2 separate regions of the Mus musculus genome follow, and region 1 is linked to region 2. The links are chromatin loops, found by intact Hi-C in ENCODE. Cell type or tissue: gastrocnemius. All regions are shown on one strand. Each heading gives the region's core, and the rest is flanking DNA. Links, peaks and the distances in the headings are about the cores only. Region 1 has its middle 41 kb from the start of Gm33971. Region 2 has its middle 48 kb from the start of Pou1f1.

Evidence for each region. A loop is a pair of places that touch in the nucleus more often than their neighbours do. Peaks named below come from ENCODE experiments on the same cell type or tissue, not always from the same donor. Only the 100,000 strongest peaks of a DNase experiment are listed, where the experiment ranks them.
Region 1: a loop joins it to region 2, with 2.9 times the contacts of the local background. A loop is called at or near these places in 28 of 42 quality-filtered maps.

Annotation. Positions count from the first base shown.
Region 1 is chr16:64,910,222-64,919,487 of GRCm38, reverse strand. It overlaps the pseudogene Gm9061 and the pseudogene Gm16385. Among named protein-coding and RNA genes, the nearest start is that of Gm33971, 41 kb to the right of the region's middle. In gastrocnemius, for the core only: no CTCF peak of the experiment used is centred there; no DNase peak of the experiment used is centred there.
Region 2 is chr16:65,467,741-65,477,006 of GRCm38, reverse strand. No RefSeq gene overlaps it. Among named protein-coding and RNA genes, the nearest start is that of Pou1f1, 48 kb to the left of the region's middle. In gastrocnemius, for the core only: a CTCF peak has its summit at 4,326 (motif pointing right); a DNase peak (open chromatin) is centred at 4,330.

The DNA of each region.
Region 1 (9,266 bases), core at 421-8,420, 560 kb after region 2:
ATACTCTGCTGTGGCTTTTAGTCTTGGTATTAATAAGAAAAGAACACTTAGAAAATCTCATCTCTTACTATCCTCCATGGTCCTAAAGGACGATGTCGGCTCTCGTCTGGTTCCTCTCTCCCCAGCCCTGACATTGTGAACATTGCTTTTCAGCCTTTGTTTTCCTTGTGAAATTACTTCCACTTCCTTGCAAAAGTGCCCTTCAAAGCACAGATCAAATGACACTACTCGAAAGCTACTTCCTACTGTACTTAGTGACATGAAACATTCTTTTCATTTCTTCCTCATCCACTTTGAATACTCCAGTTTTCTTCATGAACATTTTGGTTTTCACAATAACTAAAAATGGTAATTTCAAGTTACTTAAGAGACTTGTTTTGCTCACACTCCGCCGCCGGCTTCACTCGTCATTGACAATGGCTCCGGCATGTGCAAAGCCGGCTTTGCTGGCAACGACGCCCCTAGGGCCGTGTTCCCTTCCATCGTAGGGCGCCCCCGACACCGGGCGTCATGGTGGGCATGGGCCAGAAAGACTCGTACGTGGGTGACGAAGCCCAGAGCAAGAGGGGTATCCTGACTCTAAAGTACCCTATCGAACACGGCATTGTCACCAACTGGGACGACATGGAGAAGATCTGGCACCACACCTTCTACAATGAGCTGCGTGTGGCTCCTGAGGAGCACCCGGTGCTTCTGACCGAGGCCCCCCTGAACCCCAAAGCTAACAGAGAGAAGATGACGCAGATAATGTTTGAAACCTTCAATACCCCAGGCATGTACGTGGCCATTCAGGCGGTGCTGTCCTTGTATGCATCTGGGCGCACCACTGGCATTGTCATGGACTCTGGTGATGGGGTCACACACACAGTGCCCATCTATGAGGGCTACGCCCTTCCCCACGCCATTTTGCGTCTGGACCTGGCTGGCGGGGACCTGACAGACTACCTCATGAAGATCCTGACTGAATGGGGCTACAGCTTTACCACCACTGCTGAGAGGGAAATTGTTCATTACATAAAGGAGAAGTTGTGCTATGTTGCCCTGGATTTTGAGCAAGAAATGGCTACTGCTGCATCATCGTCCTCCTTGGAGAAGAGTTATGAGCTGCCCGACGGGCAGGTGATCACCATCGGCAATGAGCGGTTCCGGTGTCCGGAGGCACTCTTCCAGCCTTCCTTCCTGGGCATGGAGTCCTGTGGTATCCATGAGACCACCTTCAACTCCATCATGAAGTGTGATGTGGATATCCGCAAAGACCTGTATGCCAATACAGTGCTGTCTGGTGGTACCACCATGTACCCAGGCATTGCTGACAGGATGCAGAAGGAGATCACAGCCCTAGCACCCAGCACGATGAAGATTAAGATCATTACTCCCCCTGAGCGCAAGTACTCAGTCTGGATCGGTGGCTCCATTCTGGCCTCACTGTCCACCTTCCAGCAGATGTGGATCAACAAGCAGGAGTATGATGAGTCAGGCCCCACCAGCGTCCATCGCAAATGCTTCTAGATGGACTGAGCAGGTGCCAGGCATCTGCTGCATGAGCTGATATTGAAGTATCGATTTGCCCTGGCAAATGTACACACCTCATGCTAGCCTCATGAAACTGGAATAAGCCTTTGAAAAGAAATTTGTCCTTGAAGCTTGTATCTGATATCAGCACTGGAACGTAGAACTTGTTGCTGAGTTTTGACCTTGTATTCAAGTTAACTGCTCCCTTGATATATGTTTAATACCCTGTGCATATCTTGATTTAGTCCTTAGTTCATGTGGCTCGGTCACTTGGGGCCTGGGGAAAGCACGCTGTGGACGAGAAAGCCCCAGCCTGGTGGATCTCTGTGAGCACCACGGAGTGATCTGTGCAAGGTATTAACCAACAGCAGACTTCCAGGATTTCCCGAGGCTGGCAAGGGTTCCTGAACCAGTTACCACTCCTTCTTGCCAGTCTAACAGGGTGGGAAAGTCCGAGCCTTAGGACCCAGTTTGCGTTCTGGTTTCTTCCCTCCTGACCGCCATCGGTTGTTACTCGCCTTGAGGTGGGAACGTTTGCATCGACACCTGTAAATGTATTCATCCTTTTAATTGATGTAAGGTTTTTTGTACTCAATTCTTTAAGAAATGACAAATTTTGGTTTTCTACTGTTCAATGAGAACATTAGGCCCCAGCAACACGTCATTGTGTAAAGAAATAAAAGTGCTGCAGTAACAAAGAGAGAGAGAGAGAGAGAGAGAGAGAGAGAGAGAGAGAGAGAGAGAGAGAGAAAGACTTGTTTTCTTTGTAGGTTTTTGGGAAATGTGAACTTGGTTTGTTTGCTCGCTTCGACCTCGAACTCACGGCGATCCCCCTGCCTCTGCCTCTGCCTCCTCCTGCCTCTGCATCCTCCCTGCTGCCTGTTTGCTTTTTGAGACAAAGTCTCTCTATGGAGCCCTGGATGTTCTGGAATTTGCTATGTAGATCAATGGCCTCAAACACAAAGAGATCTACCTACCTGCCTCTGCCTTCTCAGGGCAAAGGAAAAAGGTGTGTACCACCATGCTTGCACCATTACACTTAGCTTGTGGTTTTGTTTGGAACGCGATCTCACAATAAAAATCCAGTCGGCCTCAAGTTGGAGATCCTCCCCCTGGACTTCCTGTATGTTGGGATTGTAGGTGTTGCCTATGTCCACGTGGTTCCAAGCCCACTTCAATGCCGACCTCCCTTCTAAGAAAACCTGACGAACTGAGCACTGTTCTAGGAACTGCCTTAAATTGCTGGTCTCACTTTACATCTGTGTTTAATAAAGAAATGGACGTATGTTACTACAAGGAGGAGGCTACAAGTTGACTAACATTAGAAAAGGAGCCTTTATTTTTCAGTTATCAGGGGATAGCTCACTGACAATGACATACGTGAAATTCAAAGGCCAGTGATTTTCAAGAAATGTCTGTACATGATAGTGAATGTCAATGTCGTTTATTATTCATCACTATGATTCATTATTAATTATATATGCAGCAATCTATAAACACAAATTGTCTGTTCCTAAAGGTAATTTTTTTATTCCTATTCTGAAATGGATGTAAGAAGGAAAACTAAATACACTTGGTTATCTCAAAATTAAGTTATTGGCATCCAGTCCAACTAACATGAAACTAGCCCACCTCCTGCTTCCTGGCTGTGCCCAGGTCCCTTCTCTTCCTTCATTTATGTTCAAATGGTAGGGCAATGGTATCTCTGCAGCAGAGGAGAAGATGCCATGAGTTCTTCAGTTCCAGAGGGAGCAGTTCTATCATGGGAAATTCTAGAGTTGACATCTCTGGTTTTAAAGCTTGAGGAAGAAAGAACAGCTTCATCTGTTTTATTTAGCTCAACCATCATAACAGAGAAAATACATCAGGTCCACAGTTTCTTCCTTGAACTACATGATTATGGTCCAAGTGATAAGCAGCTGCCCAAACATAAAAACTGTCCTTCTCCTCCAGAAACACATGTCCAATCTTGGGGAAAATAGAGTGTTTAACAATGGTTAACAAGCCATTTTCTTCTTGTTCCACAAATGCCTTAGCTGTCCATTAGCTATCACACTCAAGTTTTAATTGTGTGCCCCTAAAACAGTGGGGAAAGGATTACAATTTAATAATCTACTGTATTTTTAGTTTTACTTATCTTTAGAGATATGAAACTGAACTCAACTGTAGCTTTTTGTATAAAGCTTTATTTTCTTTTCTCTTTTTATCTGCTTTTTAAGTTTAAAGGTTTAAAGCATATCTATTCTATTTATTATACTTATATTTTTTAAAAACTCACAGTCATAAATGCATGCAAACGCAGGAATGTCCCTAGCCTCATTAGTATGTCATACACAAAACATCTAAAAGCTCAGGTTGAATAATTCACTTGTCTTATCTGTATTTTCTATTGAGTAATTTCTGAAATACAGGTCTAAATGAGCCATTAAGCTTATGTTAAGATTTAAGTTCATTTTCTTTGTCAAAAATCTTCCCACTGATGAAAGTAATACGCAGTGGCTACTTTGATATTTTAAAAGACATAAAAATGTGACAGTATGATAATAATTTTAATGCTGATTGATAATATTATATAAAATGCTCTAACATTAATGTGTAACAGCATTCCATCCCAAATACAAAACTATGCTTGATTTGCTCCTGCCATTAAAAACAGTGATAAATAAATACGTGCTCAGTTTGTTGCTGCTTAGCCTAAACCAAAAAGAAAAAAAAATGTGAAATAAATAATATTCTTTAAAAATGTTTGTGCTGGGTTTCATTCAATGATTTCAAAACATCCTATAGCATTCTACTGTGAAATCTAAAGAGAGGGAGGGATATCACACAGTCAGCAGAGTGCTTGCTGCAGAACCCTCAGGACCTGAGTTCAAATCTCAGTACTCATGCAAACAGTCGGGCATGGTAACACCCTTTTTAATTCTCCTGCTGGGGAGGTGGAAATGAGGGGTCTCTGGGGACTTCTCAGCAGATAGCCTAGTCGAGCCTATAACCCCCAGGTTCTGGTGAGAGATTCTATCTTGAAAATCAAGGTGAACAGATGCTAAGGAACTAACCTTTGGCATCAATGCACATGCAGGCCTGCTGATATGACTTTCATCTCTGAACCAATCAAAATGTAGAAGACAACAAGCTCCACATGTGTCCTGCGTCGCCTATTACACACACACACTCACACACACACACACATACACACACACACACACACACACATTGTATATACCCATGCACACACTAAACATTATTACTATATAAAATTGAAAAGGCTTTAAATATTAGAATAGCTCCTCCATGTCTTCCTGGATGCCGTTGTGCTTTCTGCCATGATGGTAATGGGACTAAAACTAAACCAGGATACTTGTACAGATGTCTTAGTCAGGGTTCCCATTGGTGTGAAGAGACACCATGACCAAGGCAACTCTTATAAAGGACGATGTTCAATTAGGGCTGGCTTACAGGTTCAAAGTATCCTTACATTTCATAGGGGAAAAAAACAAAATAACAAAGCAAAGCAAAACAAAACAAACAAACAAAAAAAAAAAAAACTTCCAGCTGTTGTCTTAGGGTTACTGTTGCTGTCAAGAAGCATAACTAAAGCAACTTGAGGAAGAAAGGTTTTCCCTATCACTGTTTAACATCAAAGGAAGTCAGGGCAGGCACTCAAACTGAGCAGGAACTGATGCAGAGGCCATGAATGTGTGCTGCATACTGGCTTTTCCTCCCAGGGCTTGCTAAACTTGCTTTCTTAACAGGTGGGCCCCACCAACCATGAGGTAGCATCCCTTATTAATCATTAATTAAGAAAAAAGCCCTAGAGCGTAGCTTACATGAGACAGATCTATGGGATTTTTTCCTTAGTAGAGGATCCCTCCTTTCTGATGACATTTTAGCTTATGTTAAGTTGACATGAAAGTATCCAGGATAGATGTTAATCAAAGTAGAACCTTTCCAATAGAACCCACTCCCAAGAAATTTTATTCAGGAATAGGATATACAGGATGGATGTTTCTTGTGCTTTTCCAACTATTTGGGGAAAGGAAAAAAAGGTATTTCTCACCAGCAAAGCAAGAAATGAGAGTTAGGATCCAGGAAAGCCAAAGCTACACAGATAAGCCAGGTCTCAAAACAAAACAAAATAAAACAAAAACAAAAACATACAAACAAAAAAGAAATGGGATTTGGATAATTTTTTTCTCTAAAAATACCATCTAACCTTCACAAATGTTTTCATTTTTCTTTTTTCTTTCTTTTTTTAAAATTATTTGTAATTTAAGTGTAGTGGATCTTAAATGTGGATTTTTTTTTTTTAATTGTCCTCAGCTGGAGATATAGCTCAGTTGGTAGAGTGCTCAAACAGCACATCCTGGCTTCAGTCCTCAGCCCCTAGAGTGTCTGGATCCTTTCTTGGTATGCTGCACATGTTCTAAGAAGTCATGAGGAAACGATTTTAAAATTTTTACTCAGGCCATGCAAGGTGGTGCATGCCTTTTATTCCAGCACTTGAGAAGCAGAGACAGGAGGATACCTTGTAAGTTGGAAGCCACCCTGGTCTACATGGTGAGTTTCAGGACAACACGGTGAGCTACATAGTGAGACCCTATCTCAAAACCAAAAAGAAAATAAAGACAAAAGCAAAGCTTTGTCTCAGAATCATAGGCTTTTTCAGCACTCAGATCTGGTTAGTGCTTGTTTTACCCCACACCATCAGCAGAAATAAAATCACCAAAGTTCGCTCTTCCTTCTGCATTCATGATGATCATCCCAGCCTTACTCGTTTTATTATAATATATTTTATCTCTTGTTGGTTTGGACATCACAATTTACTTACCATTTACACAGCACTGTGTCTTCGAATCATTTTCTGATTTCCAAAATATCCTTTTAACGTGTTAATTCTAATTCATTTTAACCATCTTGGTTTTTAGGCTTTTTTTTTTAGTTTATTATATTATTTCATAACATAATTCACAAGGACTCACTTTCTAGACATTGAATAATACTTTGCAAAATTCTTTCTCCGTGCTGTTTTCTTCTTTCTTTTTTCATTTCTTCCTTTTTCCTTCTAATTCTTTCCTTTATTCCATCATACATTCTTTTCTTCCTCCTTCCCTCTTTCCTCTGCTGCTGCTTCTTTGCTTGACTGTAGCTCTATAAATAGCATCATTTACTTTTCCTGGGAAGTTTCTATCATCAGGTAGTGTCTTAGTCAGGGTTTGTATTCCTGTACAAAAACATCCATGACCAAGAAGCAAGTTTAGGAGGAAAGGGTTTATTTAGCTTATACTTCCACATTGCTGTTCATCACCAAAGGAAGTCAGGACTGGAACTCTAAACAGGTTAGGAAGCAGGAGCTGATGCAGAGGCCATGGAGGGATGCTTGCTTTCCCTGGCTCACTCCGCTTTCTTTCTTCCTTTCTTTCTTTCTTTCTTTCTTTCTTTCTTTCTTTCTTTCTTTCTTTCTCTCTTTCTTTCTCTCTTTCTCTCTTTCTTTTTGGTGGGTGCATCAAACTTTATTGATGGTATTCAAGAGAGTAGGGAGGGCTCCCTAGGTCCCTTCTGTTATTATGAGGGTCTGGGATTAAAATTGTGAGGGAGATGCTCAGTGTTGGGGGCCGAGTTAGGATAGAAACTCCTCAGCAACCAAGGGCCTCTCTCTTGCTCTCAGTGTCCTTGCTGGGGTGGGTGGTCCAGGGTTTCTTACTCCCTTGAGACCATATAAGCTATGAGGTCTACCACCCTGTTGCTGTAGCCTTATTCATTTTCGTACCAAGAAATGAGCTTTACACAGTTGTCATTGAGAACAATGCCAGACCCAGCATCAAAGGTGGAAGACTGGGAGTTACATTTAAAGTCATAGGAGACAACCTGGTCCTCAGTGTAGCCCAGGATGCCCTTCAGTTGGCCCTCAGATGCCTGCTTCACCATCTTCTTGATGTCATCATACTTGGCAGGTTTCTCCAGGAGGCATTTAGATCCACAACTGATACACTGGGGATAGGAACACGGAAGGCCATGCCAGTGAGCTTCCCGTTCAGCTCTGGGATGACTTTGCCCACAGCCTTGGCAGCACCAGTGGATACAGCAATGATGTTCTAGGCAGCCCCACAGCTATCACACCACAGCTTTCCAGAGGGGCCATCCACAGTCTTCTGAGTGGCAGTGATGGCACAGACCGTGGTCATGAGCCCTTCCATAATGCCAAAGTTGTCATGGATGACCTTGCCAGGGGGGCTAAGGAGTTGGTGGTGCAGGATGCATTTCTGACAATCTTGAGTGAGTTGTCATATTTCTCGTGGTTCACACCCAATACAAACATGGGGGCATCGGCAGAAGGGGCGGAGATGATGACCCTTTTGGCTCCACCCTTCAAGTGGGCCCCGGCCTTCTCCATGGTGGTGAAGACACCAGTAGACTCCACGACATACTCAGCACCGGCCTCAGCCCCATTTGATGTTAGCAGGATCTCACTCCTGGAAGATGGTAATAGGCTTCCCGTTGATGACAAGCTTCCCATTCTCAGCCTTGACTGTGCCGTTGAATTTGCCGTGGGTGGAGTCATACTGGAACATGTAGACCATGTAGTTGAGGTCAATGAAAGGTCATTGATGGCAACTATCTCCACTTTGCCAAGTGGAGAACAGATGGCAGCCCTGATTACTAGGCGCCCAATACGGCCAAATCTGTTCACACTGACCTTCACCATTTTGTCTACGGGATGAGGCTGGCACTGCACAAGAAGATGCAGCTGTCTCTGGAACAGGGAGGAGCAGAGAGCTCAACTTGCTTTCTTATAGAACCCAAAAATATCAGCCCAGGGATGGCACCACCCACAATGGGCCCTCCCATCTTTGATCACTAATTAAGAAAATGTCTTACAGCTGGAGCTCATAGAGGCATTTCCTCAAGGGAAACTCCTTTCTCTGTGATAACTCCAGCTTGTGTGAAGTTGACACACAAAACCAGCCAGTACAGGTAGTATTTCCCAATATGGTAAAGCTAAATTTGTATTAACTTCCTTCCTATCTTATTTATAGCTGGCAGATCTTTCCTTCAGGTGCTGAATGAAGTCCTGCAGTAGTGGAGTGTTAGCTTAGCTGGAGACCTTGCCCCTGACTTCTGAGATGCTCTCATAAGATTAGATTGATCGGCAATGCGGCATTGTAAAGTTCCATCAAAACTTATACATCTGCTTTGTGCTTCTGAGGAATTCAAAGGTGCAGTTGCTCTTGTACTTCTATATGTCTTGTTCTGTTTCGCTCTGGACACTTTACTCCACAATTTACAAGATTCTAAACCAGATGACAAGAATGAGTACCTTCTACAAAAAGAAAAAAGAAGGAAGGAAGGAAGGAAGGAAGGAAGGAAGGAAGGAAGGAAGGAAGGAAGGAAGGAAGGAGAGGAAGGAGAGGAAGGAGAGGAAGGAAGGAAGGGAGGGAGGGAGGAAAAAGGAAGGAGGGAAGGAAGGAAGGGTAAGGGAAGGAGGGAAGAAGGGAAGGAAGGGGAGGAAAGGGGAGGGGAGGAAAGGGGAGGGGAGGGGAGGAAAGGGGAGGGGAGGGGAAGAAAGGGGAGGGGACGGGAAGTAAGGGGAGGGGAAGAAAGGGGAGGGGACGGGAAGAAAGGGGAGGGGAGGGGAAGAAAAAGGAAAAGTGTAGGTTGGGGCAGGGAAGTATAATCCAGTGTGAAGATATCATTTGCTGCTTATTTGATGTCATTTATTCTCATTGATGGTACTACTTTGTGAACTTTGTTTTGCA
Region 2 (9,266 bases), core at 701-8,700:
CTGGTTAGTTCATATTGTTGTTCCACCTATAGGGTTGCAGACCCCTTTAGCTCCTTGAATACTTTCTCTAGTTCCTCCATTGGGGGCCCTGTGATCCATCCAATAGCTGACTATGAGCATCCACTTCTGTGTTTGCTAGGCCCAAGAATAGCCTCACAAGAGACAGCTATATCATGGTCCTTTCAGCAAAATCTTGCTAGTGTATGCAATGGTGTCAGCGTTTGGAAGCTGATTATGGGATGGATCCCCGGATATGGCAGTCTCTAGATGGTCCATCCTTTTGTCTCAGCTCCAAACTTTGTCTCTGTAACTCCTTCCATGGGTGTTTTGTTCCCAATTCTAAGAAGGGGCACAGTGTCCACACTTTGGTCTTCGTTCTTCTTGAGTTTCATGTGTTTTGCAAATTGTATCTTATGTCTTGGATATTCTAAGTTTCTGGGACCTACTTCTAAATGAGCAATGGGCTGTCTGGCAACAGGAGAAAGGGTCCTTCTCATATGCAAACACATGCAGCCATAGATGACAGAGAAATCTATCTTACATCAACTATTTAGCCCAGACTATAGCCCTTTGGGAGAATGGTGAAAGAGCATTCTGTAAACTCACAAATTATAAGATAGAGCTTATGGCATGAAGTTGGTAACTTCAAAAGGATGTAGGGAGAGCCATCAACACTTTAAATGGACTCAGAGTCCCAACCTAAAACATGAAGGTCATAGTTTACTTCTTCTACTTTAGTTTGGTTTGATAAGTGACATGAAATATATTCCTTTAGTCTGATTCCATTAAAGGAATTAATAACTTGCCAATCTGAGAACAACAAACAAGAACCACAAGAGTCATCGTCTACTGAAGTGTACATTGCGGAGCTCTTGGAACCATCAGGGACAAGTTGGCAAACTTTGGCCAAGTGTGTGCTCTTTGTCACATTTCTGATAACACAGAATATATAACACAGTAAGTGAGATATACATCATTTGTACCAGAAAAACAAGAATTAAGCTTATTTCTAAATAGTGAAGGTGAATAATTAACTGCCATACTCGGGGATAGTTCTAGAAAGCTCTGAGGGGGTGCTGGTGATGGGAGTGAGTAGGGGGACAAAGAAGATAGCTAGTCTTGATGATTATGATGATGGTGATGACGACAACGACGACAAAAACAATGACTACAGTGATTCTGATGGTGTTAAATTCAGAAATTCTGTCGTTTACTAGCAAATGAAGTATGGATGGCTCTTATCTTATTATCTTCCAATAATTAGAGGCCAGAAAGAAACAACAAACAAATCATTATGAGGAAAAACGAAGTAGAATGTAATAGTTGACCTTTGTTTTTGTTTTGTTTTGTTTTGCTTTGCTTTGCTTTCATTAGTTTATTTTATTCATTTTAAGTCCCCATTGCAGGACCCCTTCCTCCTCTTTTCCCAGTCCTCTCTTACAAATCCTTCCCCACTTTGCCCCCTTCCCGCTTTCCTCAGAAAAGGGGAAATTCTGCTTGAGTTCCACCCTGTCCTGGGACATCCAGTCCCAGCAGGACTAAGCTAATCGTCTCTCATTGATGCCCAACCAGGCAATCCAGGTAAAGGAAGAGGATCCAAAGGCAGGCAACATAGTCTTAGACACCCCCACCCCACCCTCGTCTCCACTCCAATTTTTAGGGAACCTACATGAAGAGCAAGCTGCACATCTGCTCCAAATGTGCAGTGGGCCTAGGTCCAACCCCTGAATGTTGTTGGTTCGGTCTCTGTGAGGCCCCATGGACCCAGATGAGATGACTCTGTAGGTCTTCTTCTGGTGTCCCCGACCTCTCCAACTTGCTCCATTCTATCCCCCACTCTACCACAAGATTCCCTGAGCTCTGTGTATGTTTGACTCTGGGTCTCTGCATCTGTTCCCATCAGCTTCTGGATAAAGCCTCTCTCAGGAGACAGTTATACTTGATTTCTATCTGTGAGTATAGTGGACTATCATAATTAGTGTCAGGAATTGGCTCTCCTTTGGAATAGGTCTCAAGTTTGGTCAGTCATTTGCCAGCAAACAGATGGAACTAGAAAATATCATTCTCCGTGAGTTAACCCACACCCAGAAAGATACATATGGTATGTACTCACTTATACATGGACATTAGCCATACATTTTAGAAGAATCATGCTACAACCCACAGACTCAAAGAAACAATGATAAGCAGGGCCCAAGGGAAGATGGGTGAATCTGACTCAGAAGGGGAAACAACGTAGTCATTGGAGGTGGATGGAGAGAAGGAACTGGGTAAGAGAGGGGGTGAGGAAGGCAGGGGGGGGGTAGGTGTGGGTAAGGGGTGAGTGAGGGCTGGGTATGAGAATAAAATCAGTGTGAAGGGCCTCTCTGGGACTAGCTGGAGACCTGGGTCATAGGAGGCACCTGGGAGTCTGTGGGGGTGACCGACCCTAGCAGAGATTCCTACCAGCAGGGGATATGGATACTGAAATGGCCACTTACAGTGGAGAGAGGGGGCATCAACCCACCCACAAAACTTCAACTTAAATTTTGTCCTCCCTACAAGATGTACAGGGATAAAGATGGAGCAGAGTCTCAGGGAATAGCTGACTTTCCTAAGTCAGGTGTTAACTTCTGTTCCTCAGATTTAAATAGGCCACCACTGTTTTAGCCAGATGCCAGTGATTAAATGGCCCATTTCATGGTTACTATTGGTACTAGAGGGAGGTGTAGAAAAGGCTTCATAAGGGAACTGTATGAACTCTGAGGTCATGTGGATTACAAGGACAGACCTCTGGCTGAGAGGGGGAAGAGTTCTACCTGTAGAACAGACTTAGGAGAAGTGCAGTATCTTGCCTAATGGCCTACAGCTATCAGATGAACATGTGTCAACACAAGCTTGAGAGGAAAGAGCAGCAAGTAACAGTAATGCTAGCTGCTGCTGCTGTGCTGCTGCTGTGCAGCTGTGGTGCTGCTGTGGTGCTGCTGTGTGCTGCTGTGCTGCTGCTGTGCTGCTGCTGCTGCTGCTGTGGTGCTGCTGTGTGCTGCTGCTGTGCTGCTGCTGCTGTGCTGCTGTGCTGCTGCTGTGCTGCTGTGTGCTGCTGCTGTGCTGCTGCTGCTGTGCTGCTGCTGCGGTGCTGCTGCGGTGCTGCTGCTGCGGTGCTGCTGCTGTGCTGCTGCTGCTGTGCTGCTGTGCTGCTGCTGTGCTGCTGCTGCTGCTGTGCTGTGTGTGCTGCTGTGCTGCTGTGCTGCTGCTGCTGTGCTGTGCTGCTGCTGCTGTGCTGCTGCTGTGCTGTGTGTGCTGTGCTGCTGTGCTGTGCTGTGCTGCTGCTGCTGTGCTGCTGCGTTGCTGCTGCTGTGCTGTGTGTGCTGTGCTGCTGCTGCTGTGCTGTGTGTGCAGTGCTGCTGCTGCTGTGCTGCTTCGGTGCTGCTGTGCTGCTGCTGTGCTGCTGCTGTGCTGCTGCGGTGCTGCTGCGGTGCTGCTGCTGTTGTGCTGTGCTGTGCTGTGCTGCTGTGCTGCTGTTGTGTGTGCTGCTGCTGCTGTGCTGCTGCTGTGCTGCTGCTGTGTGTGTTGCTGCTTCGCTGTTGCTGATGATGATTATAATATAGACTCTTCAGCACCATTTTAGTAAAAGTGACTAGGTTTTCAGCTGCTAGCTGAGAAGTGATCAGTTATGGCTTTCCTTTGACTCAGTTTACCTTCATGCCTAGATAATTGGCCATATGTAAAACCTTAGATTACTACTCAGACATAATTTGAAATAAGATTCTCTATTCTTTTTATTATTTTGAGATACATTTTTCTTAGTTCCCAAATTTCTGTGGTTGTTTTATAAATGCCAGGTATAATATATAATTTTATTTTTAATTGCCATTAAGTGATAATATTAGAAATCAATAAGTTAAATCAAATAAAGTACCAGTAATAGAAAGACGTTTGTGTGCTATTTGGCGTTCAGGATACTGCTAGGTATAAATCGAGATCCCTTCTCCTTGGGCTGTTTTGCTACGTTGTACATCAATACTTCCATCAGTTTGGATCTCTGATACTGCTTTCCTCTGTGCACTTTCTTTGTAACAAAATGTGAACCTTTCTTTTCATTTTGTCTCCATCAAGATTCTGCTTGGGTGTCTCTTCCAGGGAAGTTTATTTGTATTCTTAATCACTTGTAGTGTACCCTCTTCCTCACACATGGATCTAGTCACATGGTATTGATGACGCATACACGCCTCTGTTTGTAAGCTAATGGTAAAGATGAGGATTCTATCCATTTCCTATCTCCTGGCCCAAATACTTGGTAGATTAAATTTAACCATTGAATTTAGGTTTTTCCTGTGCGCAGCCACTAGGTGTCAGTGTTAATCACTGGGATGCTGTTGGGTAGTTCTATCAAGTCTCACAAGCAATTTTGATGTTAGCTTTGTAATTCACGTTAACATATTTTGGAAGGGCAAAATGTGAACCGATTTAACCTCACTTTACAAAATGATAGCTGTATCTGACAAGGGATTAATGTATCCCTGATAGTGGTAAATGGTGATTGATTACAGGGTGCCTCTGCTCCATGGGGAGGTTATGCAGTATATAAAAAAAGCTCCAAATTTCCAAGCTCAGGTGCATCAAGTTATGATTTCTGAAAATGGTGTGTCCCAGGAGATTTGGATTCATAGCTCTTTCCAGGACCAGCAGTTCCCTTGTTACTTTGTGGGGAAATGTGATAAAAAGGCATTTGTGAAATTGTAATGTATTCATGTTATGATATTTCTAACTTCCAACTCTGCATCCAGTTATGCAACCAGGTATGTCACTACAAACAATAAAATTTTGCCTTTCACCATAGGTATCAGTAAAAAATTCTTAAACTTTGAAAACCTGTGAATTCTTTGCTTTATAAATGTACTGATCTTAAAGAGTGGCCTCTTAACATGTATATTGCTTATTTTTTTATGGGTTAATTTTGATTTTCTTTAAAAAAACATGAAATCTAATATAACTTCTAGTTCTTACTCTGCTGTCCATCCTTCTGTTGACACATTTAAATCATTTGTAAATGCATTGATCCCATTTCAGCATTTTATATTAGATATTTCATTTTTATAATTTTATAAATATGCTTTGTAGTGTTTAATCTGGATCCTGATATGAAATCTCAGCAAAACATGGACTCAAGATAGAACCATTTCAAAAGTAAATCCTATTTTTTTTCTCTTCCAAATTATATGAATCTGAGAGACATGAAAAAGATTTCAACATGCCACCTGCTGGATGGTCCCTGGTGATAAATTCTCTTGTTGTTGATACATGGGATTGAAGTCTCACATGTTTTATGCTCTCTCAAATCTGTTGCCTAATTTGTTCATTTGACCTTAAGCCCCAGTGAGGAACCTGGGTGGAATTCTCAGGATTTACTGGACAGTTTACTTGAGTTGTCAGTGAATATGCATCTTAGCCTTAGACAACCTGCAGATAGTTTATCATGTTGATAACCCTCTTTGCCTTCTCTATATCCCATGAAAAGAGGAACAGATTATTCATATTTCTGCCTGGTTATGTCTGTGCCATATGCTCATAATAGTGGCACACTCAGTGCATATGCTGTAATATGTTTTGTGTTGCTTATTTTCCTTTTTAAAAACATTTTATTGAATATTTTATGTATTTACATTTCAAATGTGATCCCCTTTCCCTGTTCTACCTCTGCAACTCCTGTCTCTTACCCCCTCCCCCTACTTCTATGAGGATGCTCCCTCTCCCACCCAATCCCACCTCACCACCCTGGCATTCCCCTACACTGGGGAATTGAGCCTTCACGTGACCAAGGGTTTCCCCTCCTATCGATGCTAGACAATGGTATCCTCTGCTACATATGCAGCTGAATTCATGGTGGTTTTGCTACCTTGAAGACTCCATTTCTCTTGGCTTGGCTCAGACAATTTAATAATTATCTTAAAAATATTTTTCTCAACTGCCTGAACCCATCCAACTTTAATAAATTGCATTATGTTTTCTAGCTTCATAGCAAGTTGTGTATTCTAGCTTCCTTCCTAAAAATCTCTCATACCTGAGCCTTAAAAACATCGACACAAATGTTGGATATAGAAGCCACAAGAGGAGGGAAGGAAACATATGTTTGTGATTAAGAACACAGACTCTGGAGCCTGCGAATTCTATTTCTGTGTTTTACTGGCCCTGCGATGATTACTTAACCTCTCCATGTCATTTTCTGATATATAAAAGCAGAAGTAATGACAATGTATTCCCCATATGATTTAATATTGTTTAAACACTTGAAATTAAACCTGGCTCACAAGAAGTCCTATGACCATGTTACTTAAGATTTTATTATACGCTGAGACACAGTATGATAGTAATAAATAATGAATTCTGAAAGTTAAGAGTCTGACCTAAAGTCTCGGGTATGTTCTTTCTGAACTATGTGCCCTTTAAAACTGGTTAAACTTTCTCTACTGCCAATTTCCTTCTTTGTTTTAGCTAATGGTGAGTAATGAAAAAAATAATATTGTTTGTGAGCATGGTGTGGTAGATGGTGAATGCCAAAAAATATTAATAATTTTGTGATGAATTGGAATTAGAAAAGTTTCAAATGTGTTTTCTATAATTCTGAGAAGGGAAATATGTTGAATTTTATCTCATGAGTGAAGACAGGGTAAAGCTGGAAGACAGATCAAAATAGATATGGATTAAATATTTCTGAGTAGAGATTTCAACTAGGAATTGAACATGCATCTTACAAAAGTGGTCTTATCTAAATTAAAATTGTAGAAACCATCACCATAGTAATGATATTTGCAGCCACAAGAGGAAAAAAAAAAAAAAAACAGTCCTCTGATGATAAAATGGAGGTTGGGTAAGTGGAAGGATTGTTTTGTGTTATCTTGGGGAATTCTGAATTTTGAAGTTAAATTGAGAAGACAGAACCAGAAAATGAGACAGAAAACCTGACGGTAGAGGTACACAAATAGGTAAGCAAGAAAGCCAGGCAGGCGTGGAACCCTAGAGCCTACAGGAGGGCAATTCTTTTGCAGAAAAGAGAAGTGTTATTTGTCAAAAGCTCCTTTGCAGGCAATCTTAATGGGAGCGCAAAAGTTCTCCTTGTGTTTCATCACTTGAAGTTTGACAGCTGGTTTGGGGAGATTGATGGTGATGGAAGTTAATTTGAAAAAGAAAGTAAGGAAGTGGGCATAGTGACTTGGAGCATTTTAGAGTGATTGACTGAGAAAGGAAGCAGACAAATTCAGATTATAACTGGCCAGAAATTATGAACTGAGGCATAAAGCTTTGAACGCAAATTCTGCTACAATATATGTGTAAACTGCTGCATGGCTAAAAACATAACAGTAAAGAAATACAGCATTTCAAAAGCAGAGGAGATTGGCTATGAATAATATGTGGAATAAATTGCCACTGGTGGCTGGGACAGAGATTTCTTTACTAGGAAAGGTAAGATATTGAGTTCAAATACTGTTAGCTTATAGATTTGGAGATGGGTATAAAATCAGACTCGAATTTGCTGGTCTTGGGGTTGCCATCCTACAGTCAAAAACTTTGACCCAGATTTGTTCCTATCTAAAAGAACTGCAGGGACAAAGATGGGGAAGAAACTGAGGGAAAGGAAAGGAAGTCAGTACAGTGACTGTCCCAAATTGGGATCCAGCTCAAGGGGAGGTCTGGGGCCCTGATATTATTACTGATGCTATGGTGTGCTCACAAACAGGAGCCTAGCATAGTTGTCCTCCGAGAGGCCCAACAAGCAGCTGAAAGAGTAAGATGCAGATAACTTACACCCAACCAATGGACTTCAGCCTGTGGGGTTGAATTAGGGAAAAGGAGGAAGAAACTGAGGAGGAGGGCAAACCAATAGGATGACCAGCAGTCTCAAATAACCTGGACCCCTGAGATATCTAATATTAATATTAATATTGATTGACTGATTGATATAATGTTACTAGTTAATAGGAGAATAAAATACTCACAGAAGCAAATATGGAGATAAAGTTTAGAGCAGAGACTAAAGGAAAGGCCATCCAGAGACTGTCCCAACTGGGGATTCATCCCATATACAGTCACCAGACACTATTGTGGATGCCAAGAAGTGCATGCTGAAAGCAGCCTGATATGGCTGTCTCCTGAAAATATCCAATAAAAATAATTGGAAAAAAAGAGCATAAATCACTTAAGGTTTCATTTTTTTTCTCTTTTCATTATTTTATTAGATATTTTCTTCATTTACATTTCAAATGCTATCCTGAAAGTCTCCTATACCCTTCCCCTGTCAGAGCCTTACAAATACAGAGGCAGATGTTAGCAGCCAACCATTGGACAGAGCACAGGGTCTCAAATAGAAGAGTTAAAGAAGGGACTGAAGGAATTGAAGGAGTTTGTAACCCCATAGGAAGAACAATATCAACCAACCAGAACACCCCAGTGACTAAGCCATCATCAAAGGAGTACACATGGCTCCAGCTGCAAATGTAGCAGAGAATGGCCTTGTCATGCCTCAATCGAAGGAGAGGTCCTTGGTCCAATAAAGGCTTGATAGATGTCACAGTGTAGGGGAATCGAGGGCACAGAGGGAGTGGGTAGCTGGGTAGAGGAACGCCTTCATAGAAGCAGGGGGAAGGAGGATGTGATAGGGTGTGTCTGGGAGGGAGGGAAACCAGGAAAGGGTATAACATTTGAAATGTAAATAAAGAAAATATCCAATAAAAATAATTGGAAAAAAAGAGCATAAATCACTTAAGGTTTCATTTTTTTCCCTTTTCATTTTTTTATTAGATATTTTCTTCATTTACATTTCAAATGCTATCCAGAAAGTCTCCTATACCCTTCCCCTGTCCTGCTCCCCAACCCACCCGCTCCTGCTTCCTGGCCCTGGCATTCTCTTGTACTGGGGCATATAATCTTCGAAAGACCAAGTGCCTGTCCTCCTATGGATGGCCTACCAGGCCATCCTTTGCTACATATGCAACTAGAGACACAAGCCCTGGTGGGTACTGGCTAGTTCATATTGTTGTTCCTCCTATAGCATTGCAGACCCCTTTAGCTCCTTGGGTACTTTCGCTAGCTCCTTCATTGGGGTCCCTGTGTTCCATCCAATAGATGACTGTGAGCATCCACTTCTGTATTTGCCAGTCACTGGCATAGCCTCACAAGAAACAGCTATATCAGGGTCCTGTCAGCAAAATCTTGCTGGCATATGCAATAGTGTTTGGGTTTGGTGGTTGTTTATGGGATGGATCCCCAGGTTGGGCAGTTTCTGGATCTTA